Regions from separate parts of the Homo sapiens genome. Here region 2 is linked to region 1. Evidence: chromatin loops called from intact Hi-C (ENCODE). Cell type or tissue: IMR-90. All regions are shown on one strand. Region 1 overlaps EXOC4 (exocyst complex component 4). Region 2 overlaps PLXNA4 (plexin A4).

Region 1 (5,000 bases):
AGACAGGTACTCTTCCCTCTCCACCTTTTCCCCTTGCTCCACTCATAAGCCATGCAGGGATATTAAGCACTTCAAATGTGGCTAGTCCAAATGGAGGTGTGCTCTAAGTATAAAACACACACTGGGTTTCTAAGACCTGATATGAAAAAAAGAATGTAAAATATCTCGTTAAAAATGTTTATATTGATTACAGATTGAAGAGATAGTATTTTGGATGTACTGGGTGCAATAAAATGTATTATTAAAATGTATTTCATCTATTTCTTTACACTTTTTAAATGTGGCTCATATTATTTCTGTTGGAAATAAAATTACATTTGTGGCTTGCACTATATTTCTCCTATCAGAGAGGGCTCTTAGTCAACCAAAAGCCATGTCTAATGATGACTTGTGAGTTTCCATGTATGTGTGTATAAATGTAAATATAAGTACAAATACTAATATGTTTGTGCACATCTCCTTTGCTGTATCCTTTTGTAATTGATAAGCCTATTTTGTAAATTCTTATAAAGTAAAATCATAGTAGTATGCTGGAAATTACTTATCTGGATATTTTTAGTACAATAATTTAATTATATTGAGGCTAATGGAACTAATAAAAGGATTCATACACAATTTTTCACACACACAGATACAGAATTGCACTTACACATACACATGGTGGTCATCAAAATGACATTAATTCAAACTCGCTGGGAGGGAAGTTTATACACAACCTGACAGAAAAGGCAGGTGGATACTATACTTTTTTTAAAAATTAAGAGAGATTATTTCTAAAGTTATAACTGCACTGGAACTGCTAGTTAAATGCTGTCTGCTTCTAGTAGAAACGAAGTTTAATAAACAAATTAAAATACAGTAATTCCTCCTTATCTACAGTTTTGCTTTCTGTGGCTTCAGTTATCTGCAGTCAATTGTGTTCCAAAAATATAAAACGAAAAATTTCAGAAATAAACAACTCATGCATTTTAAATTGCACACCATTCTGAGTAGTGTGATGACATCTCATGCTGTCCCACTCTGTCTCATCCAGGATATGAATCATTCCTTTGTCTAGTGTATCCGTGCGTTTTACGCTACCTGTCCATTAGTCACTTCGTAGCCATCTCGATTATGAAGTCAACTCTCAGACGGGTATTGCAGTGCTTCTGTTCAAGTAACCCTTATTTTACTTAATAATGGCCCCAGAGTCCAAAAGTAGTGATGCTGGCAATTTGGATATACCAAAAATAAGCCATAAAATGCTTTCTTAATATTTAATATTTTTGGACCACAATTGACTATGGGTAACTGAAGTCACAGATAGCAAAATTGTGGATAAGGAGGAACTACTATATTTTTATTTGTTTAGTAACTATAGTTTCTACTAGAAGCAGACAGAATTTAACTAGCAGTTCCAGTACATTTATAATTTTAGAAATAATCTCTCTTAATTATTCTTCTTCTTATTTTTTGAGATGGAGTCTTCCTCTGACACTGAGGCTGGAGTGCAGCAGCATGATCTCAGCTCGCTGCAACCTCTGTCTCCCAGGTTCAAGTGATTCTCCTGCCTTAGACTCCTGAATTGCTGGGATTACAGGCACACACCACCACACCTGGCTAATTTTTGTATTTTTAGTAAGAGATGGAGTTTCACCATGTTGGCCAGGCTGGTCTTGAGAACTCCTGACCTCAAGTGATCCACTGGCCTCAGCCTCCCAAAGTGCTTGGACTACAGGCATGAGCCACCGTGCCTGCCTCTCTCTTAATTTTTAAAAAGTATAGTATCTACCCGGCTTTTCTGCTAAGTGAAAAGGTAAAAGTTCTTAACTTACGGAAAGAAAATAAAATCATATGCTGAGGTTACTAAGATCTAAGGTAAGAACAAATCTGTGAAATTATTAACAGCATATTGTTATAATTGTTCAACATGTTGAGCAACCCTAATCCAAAAGTCTGAAATCTGAAATGCTCCAAAATCTGAAACATTCTGAGCATCACCTGATGCCACAAGTGGAAAATTCCACACATGACCTCACATGACAAGTCACAGTTCAACTTCAGGTGTACAACACAGTTTATTCAGCACTCCCAAGGAACAAATTACCCTCCCAGGACAGATTTTTTTCTTCCCTTCAGCTGCAATGTATCTTTTCCACACACACCCGGATCCCTCCCATAAAAGCACACTCACAAAGTGTAATACAATGCCACATGTACAGGCCAGATGCAGCAAGGACAGGTTCCCCAGGATGGGGCTAAGACCTACGTGCATTACTCACTGTATTTTTGTGCTTATTCTCTGCTCTGTGGTGAAAGATATTGTTGAAAATGTCAAGAAGGCTATGAATAACAGTGATAGGAAAAAGGGAAAGCATTTATGTTTCTCTATAGCACTGAAAGTCAGGCTGTTGGAGAAACTGAATAGCAGTGTAAGTATGGAACATGTCACAGAAGACTACGGTGTTACAATGACCACCATATATGACCTGAAGAACAAGGATAAACTGTTGAAGTTCCATGCTGAAAGTGATAAACAAAGTTAACGAAAAATACAAAAACACTGCATAAAGCTAAAAATAAAGATCTTAGGGATGGCCATGGTGGCTCACACCTGTAATTCCAGCACTTTGGGAGAAGACGGGAGGATCACCTAATTGCAGGAGGTCAAGACCAGCCTGGGCAACATGGCAAGTTCTCGTCACTATTTAAAAATTAATTTATTCCTTTTAAAATCTTAGGTGTTGAAAGAGTGGATTGATCAGTGTCACAGTGAACACATGCCTCTTAATGGTATTGCTGATGATGAAACAAGCAAAGCTCTATCAAGATGAACTGAAAATTGAAGGGAACTGTAAATATTCAACAGGCTACTTATAGAAACTTAAACATGGAATTCAATTTGTTTTAAAGATTTATACAGTGAGAAAGCATCTGCTGACCATGAAGGAGCAGAGCAATTCACTGATGAATTTGCCAAGGTCATCGCTGATGGAAATCTGATGCCAGAACAAGTCTATAATGCTGTTAAAACATCACTGTTTTGGTGTATGGTCCCAGAACGACACTGGCCACAGCTGATGAGACAGCTCCTACAGGAATTAAGGATGCCAAAGACAGAACAGCTGTGTTGGGATGTTCTAATGCAGTAGGCATGCATAAGCGTAATTTGTTATGATAGGAAAAGGCTATGATCTCACAGTTTTCAAGGAGTGATTTTCTTACTAGTCTATTATTATATGAACAAAAAGGCATTTATCACCAGGGATATCTCTTCTGATCGGTTTCACAAACATTTTGTACCAGTGACTTGTGCTCACTGAAAGGAAGCTGGCCGGGATGACAAATGCACAACTTTATTATTCCTTGACCACTGTTCTGCTCATCCTCCAGCAGAAATTCTCATCAAAAATCATGTTCATGCCACATATACTCCCCCTAAATGTGAATTTATTAATTCATCCATGTGACGAAGGTATCCTTACATCAATGTAGAGTGAATATAAAAATGTATTCTTGAACAACATGCTAGCAGCAACGTAGCAATGAACATTGGTGTGGTTGTGGAAGATATTCAAAAGGAGTTTAGCATAAATAATGCTACATATGCTGTTGCCAACACCTAGAACACTGTGACTAAAGACACAGTGGTGCGTGCCTGGCACAGCTTCTAACCTGTGACTATGTTCAGTGATAATGATGAACAAAATGCTGACTTTGAAGGATTTCACATGTCAAGTGAGAAAAAAAAGTCTGATCTCCTTACATATGCAAAAGATGTATCTTCAGAATTCATCAGTATGCTGGAAGAAGTGGATGTTAAAGAAATTTAACATTGATAATGAGGCTTCAGTTATTTCATTCATTGACTGATGGCAAAATAACCAAAATGGTTCTGAATCAAGGTGATTGTGATAATAGTGACGATAAAGATGGCATTGTTAACACTGCAAAATTACTATCTACAGACAACATGGTGCAAATATGTGATGAGCTTACTGAAGGACTAGAGCAGTGCACATTCATAACAGAACATGGCAGTTTATAAAATTAAAGAAAGACTTCTAAGACAAAAATTGTTATGGAGCCACGGATGACTCTGCTGGAAGCATTTTTAAAAGCCACCTAGCACAATGCTTCCTCATCCCTAGGTGATCCACTTCTTGGTCCCTCAACTGCTTCTGATGTTTCTTCTCACCTAAATAAATAAAATACAGGCTGGGTGCAGTGGCTCACATCTGTAATCCCAGTGAGGTGGGAGGCCAAGGCAGGAGGATCATCTGAACCCAGGAGTTTTAGACTGGCCTCGGCAACATAGCAATTCAAAAAAAAAAATTGGCTGGAAGTCATGATGCCCCACTTGCAATCCAGGCTTCTCAAGAGGCTGAGGTGAGAGAATTGCTTGAGCCCATGATTTCAAGGTTGTAGTGAAATGTGATCACATCACTGCACTGCAGCTTGGGCAACAGCGTGAGACCTTGTCAAGATGGGAAGGGAAGAGAAGAGAAGAGAATGAACAAACCAGCATCGTTGGTGGCGACAAAGCTGGCTGTGGTTCAGCAGCTGATGCGGGTGTTCTGGTGATGCTGCTGTGCTGCTTAGATACCCCGAACACATTATTTTTTCACTATTTTAATGGTATGTTATATATTTTGCTATTAAGTATTTATGTGTGAATAAGCGTAAGAAAATGATTGCTAATCAGTAGCTTATACATTCAGAGTCAGAAATGATGATCACTTGAGTGTGGGAGGTCGAGGCTGCAGTGAGCCAAGATCACCACACTGTACTCCAGCCTGGGTGACAGAGGGAGATACTGTCTCAAAAAAAAAAAAAAAAAAAAAGAAAGAAAGAAAGAAAAGGAAAAAGAAAAAGAAAAAGAAAAATGACAGTGATTCCAAACAACCACAGATTGTCCCCATGGGTGGCTGAGATAGTGACACCTTTGTTTTCTGATGCTTTAATGCACACAAACTTTGTTATATGCGCAAAATTATCACAAATATTATACAAAGTTACCT
Region 2 (5,000 bases), 1.1 Mb after region 1:
ATTTAATCAATTGATCAAGCAATCAGTCAATTCAAGCAATATTTATTGAGTGCCTACTGTGTGCTAGGCACTATGTGAGAATTTGTGTGGAGATGAAAGACCTACTTCTGTCAGCAGGGAGTTCACAGCTTAGTGTGGCCACAACATACGTGGGAATAGAGAATTTACATGCAATGTGTCAGAGAGTGAGACTGGGGCATGAAGAGGGTGCTCTGGGAATAGGAAGACGGGCACCCATCCAGTTATGAAAAGCAGGACATGAAGAAGGGCTCCTGGAGAAGGAGGGGGAGGAGCAAGAAGAGGGGGAGGAGGAGGAGGAGGAGAAGGAGGAGGAGGAGAAAGAGGAGAAGGAGGAGGAGCAGCAGAAGGAGAAGGAGGAGGAAAAGGAGAGGAGGAGGAGCAGCAGAAGGAGGAGGAGGAGGAAAAGGAGAGGAGGAGGAGAAGCAGAAGGAGGAGGAGGAAGAGGAGGAGGAGGAGAAAGGAGAAGGAGGAGGAGAAGAGGAGGGAGAGGAGGGGCAGGAGGAAGAGGAGAAGGAGGAGGAGAAGGAGGAGGAGGAGAAGGAGGAGGAGAAAGAAGAGGAGGAGGAGAAGGAGGAGGAGGAGGAGGAAGAGAAGGAGGAGGAGGAGAAGGAGGAGGAGAAAGAGGGGGAGGAAAAGGAGGAGAAGGAGGAGGAGAAGGAGGAGGAGAAGGAGGAGGAGAAGGAGGAGGAGGAGAAGGAGGAGGAGGAGAAAGAATGGGGAGGAAAAGGAGGAGGAGGAGGACGAGGAAAAGGAGGAGAAGGAGGAGGAGAAGGAGGAGGAGGAGCAGCAGAAGGAGGAGGAGGAAGAGGAGAGGAGGAGGAGGAGCAGCAGAAGGAGGAGGAGGAGAAGGAGGAGGAGAAGGAGGAGGAGAAGGAGGAGGAGAAGGAGGAGGAAGAGGAGGAGGAAGAGGAAAAGGAGGAGAAGGAGGAGGGAGAGGAGGAGGAAGAGGAAGAGGAGGAGGAGAAGGAGGAGGAGGAGAAGGAGGAGGAGGAGGAGAAAGAGGAGGAGAAGGAGGAGGAAGAGGAGAAGGAGGAGGAGAAGGAGGAAGAGAAGGAGGAGGAAGAGAAGGAGGAGGAGAAAGGATGAGGAGAAGGAGGAGGAGGATGAAGAGGAGAAGGAGTAGGAGAAGGAGGAGGAGGAGAAAGAGGAGGAGGAGCAGCAGGAGGAGGAGGAGGAGGAGAAGGAGGAGGAGGAGCAGCAGAAGGAGGAGGAGGAGAAGGAGGAGGAGGAGGAAGAGGAGGAGGAAGGAGAAGGAGGAGGAGGGAGAGGAGGAGGAGGAGAAAGAGGAGGAGGAGGAGAAGGAGGAGGAGGAGGAGAAGGAGGAGAAAGAGGAGGAGAAGGAGGAGGAGGAGAAGGAGGAAGAGAAGGAGGAGGAAGAGAAAGGAGGAGGAGAAGGAGGAGGAGGATGAAGAGGAGAAGGAGTAGGAGAAGGAGGAGGAGGAGAAAGAGGAGGAGAAGGAGGAGGAGGAGGAGGAAGAGGAGGAGGAGGAAGGAGAAGGAGGAGGAGAAGGAGGAGGAGGAGAAGGAGGAAGAGGAGAAGGAGGAGGAGGAGAAGGAGGAGGAGGGAGAGGAGGAGGAGGAAGAAGAGGAGGAGGAGAAGGAGGAGGAGGAGGAGAAGGAGGCAGAGAAAGAAGAGAAGGAGGAGGAGAAAGAGGAAGAGAAAGAGGAGGAGAAGGAGGAGGAGGAGGAGAAGGAGGAGGAGGGAGAGGAGGAGGAGGGAGAGGAGGAGGAGGGAGAGGAGGAGGGAGAGGAGGAGGAGGAAGAGGAGGAGGAGGGGGAGAAGGAGGCAGAGAAAGAAGAGGAGGAGGAGAAGGAGGAGGAGGAGAAAGGAAGAGAAGGAGGAGGAGAAGGAGGAGGAGAAGGAGGAGGAGAAGGAGGAGGTGGAGAAAGAAGAGGGGGAGGAAAAGGAGAAGGAGGAGGAGGAGAAGGAGGAGGAGAAGGAGGAGGACGAGGAAAAGGAGGAGGAGGTGAAGGAGGAGGAGGAAAAGGAGGAGAGGAGGAGGAGGAGGAAGAGAAGGAGGAGGAGGAGGAGAAAGAGGAGGAGAAGGAGGAGGAAGAGGAGGAGAAGGAGGAGGAGGAGGAGAAAGAGGAAGACAAGGAGGAGGAGAAAGGAGGAAGAGAAGGAGGAGGAGGAGAAAGAGGAGAAGGAGGAGGAAGAGGAGGAGAAGGAGGAGGAGGAGAAAGAGGAAGAGAAGGAGGAGGAGAAAGGAGGAGGAGGAGAAGGAGGAGGAGGATGAAGAGGAAAAGGAGTAGGAGAAGGAGGAGAAGGAGGAGGAGCAGCAGAAGGAGGAGGAGAAGGAGGAGGAGGCAGAGGAGGAGGAGGAAGGAGAAGAAGGAGGAGGAGAGAGAGGAGGAGGAAGAGGAGGAAGAGGAGAAGGAGGAGAAGGAGGAGGAGGAGAAGGAGGCAGAGAAAGAAGAGGAGGAGGAGGAGAAGGAGGAGTAGGAGAAAGAGGAAGAGAAGGAGGAGGAGAAGGAGGAGGAGGAGAAGGAGGAGGAGGAGAAAGAGGAGGAGGAGAAGGAGAGAAGGAGGAGGAGAAGGAGAGAAGGAGGAGGAGAAGGAGAGAAGGAGGAGGAGGAGAAAGGAGGAGGGAGAGGAGGAGGAAGAGGAGGAGAAGGAGGAGGGAGAGGAGGAGGAAGAGGAGGAGAAGGAGGAGGAGGAGGAGTAGGAGGAGGAGGCAGAGAAAGAAGAGGAGGATAAGGAGGAGGATAAGGAGGAGGAGGAGAAAGAGGAGGGTAAGGAGGAGGAGGATGAGGAGGAGGATAAGGAGGAGAAGGAGAAGGAGAAGGCAGAGGAGAAGGAGGAGGAGAAAGAGGAGGATAAGGAGGAGGAGGAGAAGGAGGCGGAGGAGAAGAAGGAGGAGAAAGAGGAGGATAAGGAGGAGGAGGTTAAGGACGAGGGGGAGAAGGAGGAGAAGGAGGAGGAGGAGAAGAAGGAGGAGGAGGAGGAAGAGGAGGAGAAGGAGGAGGAGGAAGAGTAGGAGGAGGTGAAGGAGGAGGAGAAGGAGGAGGATGAGGAAAAGGAGGAAGAGGAGGAGAAGGAGGAGGAGGAAGAGGAGGAGGAGGAAGAGAAGGAGGAGGAAGAGAAGGAGGAAGAGGAGGAGGGGAAAGGAGGAGGAGAAGGAGGAGGAGAAGGAGGAGGAGAAGGAGGAGGAGGAGAAGGAGGAGGAGGAGGTGGGGGAGGAGAAAGGAGGAGGAGAAGAAGGAGGAGGAGGACAAGAAGGAGGAGGACAAGAAGGAGGGGGAGGAAGAGGAGGAGGAGGAAGAGGAGGAGGAGGAAGAGGAGGAGGAGGAAGAGGAGGAGGAGGACAAGAAGGAGGGAGAGGAAGAGGAGGAGGAGGAAGAGGAGGAAGAGGAGGAGAAGAAGGAGAAAGAGGAGGAGAAGGAGGAGGAGGAGGAAGAGGGGCATCCAGTTGAGTTTTAGAGGATGTTTTGAAGGATCCCTCAGATTGGCTTTGTGAACTCATAAGCAGAGGTCCCACGTGGAGGAAGCAGCACAGAGAGGTGAGAGCACAGCCCTTGGGGTCTGCAGGAGTTCAAGGCAGAGGTGGGAAGTGGGGCAAGGGGCAACACGGCAGAGGCTGCACCAGGACCAGTGTCAGTATCCAGCTAAGGGATTTATCCATCAGGCAGCAGTCAGGCCTTGGCGATCTCCAAGGAAGAGAATCAACAAGACCAGATTTGTACTGTAGCAAGGTTCAGCGGGGGCCACGTGGAGAACAACTGGAAGCAGGCTATTGCAGTAAATCAAAGCATCCTGAGCCGGGGCTGATCAAAGGGGGTGGCAAAGGAGAGAAAGGGGCTGATCTGAGAAGTGCATCGTAGGAATTAGCGCTGACAGATGATGGTGGATATGGCGGTGAAGGTGGTGGGCAGCAAGGAACGGGCAGTGGGGTTGTCCTGCAGGTGTCTTGCCTGGGCAGCTGGTGGGAGATGATGCCATTAGTGGAGCTGGAGAAATCTGGACTGAGGCAGGCTGTCGGGGGAGTGGTGGGGCAGGAGTGCTGCATTCTTTTCTGAACAAGGTGAATTGGGGCATATGTGGATTTGCAGGCGGAAGTGACCAGGAGGCCGGCGGATACAAGGCTCTTGTGTCCCCGGCAGCTTCAACTTCATGCTTACCTAGTGCTGTTTACTTCTGGACCCAGTTGCAGACTTAGGAGTTCCTTTTGGGATCTGGCAGAAACTTGACAAAGAAGCAAGAAGATCCACCTAGAGATTCTTGCATTTTTCAAGTGGTTCATGTTTCGGCGTAAACATACTGTCTTGGACAATGTACTTGAAATTGTTCTGAAAGCATCCCAGGTATTCACCTTCCCTTAGGAGAGTCCCACTACTTTCCAGTGGAAAAAGAACAATCCCGGGAGGTTGAGTAGCACCCAGAGTGCTATAGAGCAAGCTTGGAACAGAGCGCACCTGGGCCTCTGTTCTGCTTGTTCCCTTCCTCGGTGCGTGCCTCCAACTTCAATGAGCGCATGCTCAAAACAGTGTGGTCTAGGGAAATGAACTCCACCATGAGCTAAGAGATTGGTGATTAAAATATTGACCTTGCCCATTAGGAATAATGTCCTGTTGGTCTAATCCCACATTCTGGGAGGTAGGACAAAGTCTGCACAATCAAAGCCTGCAGGTAGGACCTGGCGACTAGATAGGGTTGGCTTGGTCCAGGCGTGTCAAGTGCCAAGGAAAAATTTTTATCATGGGAATGCCTTTAGGTGGGGCAGCCCCTCTCCAGGTTCTACCCCCTGTTTCTCATATCTTTGCTTCACACATCTATGATGAAGGTATTTTTAAAATAGCAGACACAGTCTAGGGCTTAGTAAAACCCAAGCAGTATCTGTTCTCTCTCTTTCCAATACATGGGGAAAAAATGAATGGGTTAGCATATTAGTGACAGATGCTTTGCATTCTGCAGGAGAGCTTTATAATTTAGTGGTCTTCATTTGTTGTAGGAGATGTAGACATGGGCTCCTGTGTTCCAT

Evidence for each region. A loop is a pair of places that touch in the nucleus more often than their neighbours do. Peaks named below come from ENCODE experiments on the same cell type or tissue, not always from the same donor. Only the 100,000 strongest peaks of a DNase experiment are listed, where the experiment ranks them.
Region 2: a loop joins it to region 1, with 22 times the contacts of the local background. A loop is called at or near these places in 1 of 110 quality-filtered maps.

Annotation. Positions count from the first base shown.
Region 1 is chr7:133,701,821-133,706,820 of GRCh38, reverse strand. The region is part of intron 10 of EXOC4 (exocyst complex component 4); the gene reads right to left. Among named protein-coding and RNA genes, the nearest start is that of MIR6133, 410 kb to the right of the region's middle. In IMR-90, no CTCF peak of the experiment used is centred here; DNase peaks (open chromatin) are centred at 1,070 and 3,110; H3K27ac peaks cover 391 bases.
Region 2 is chr7:132,559,697-132,564,696 of GRCh38, reverse strand. All of the region lies in intron 1 of PLXNA4 (plexin A4), which reads left to right. Among named protein-coding and RNA genes, the nearest start is that of PLXNA4, 14 kb to the left of the region's middle. In IMR-90, no CTCF peak of the experiment used is centred here; no DNase peak of the experiment used is centred here.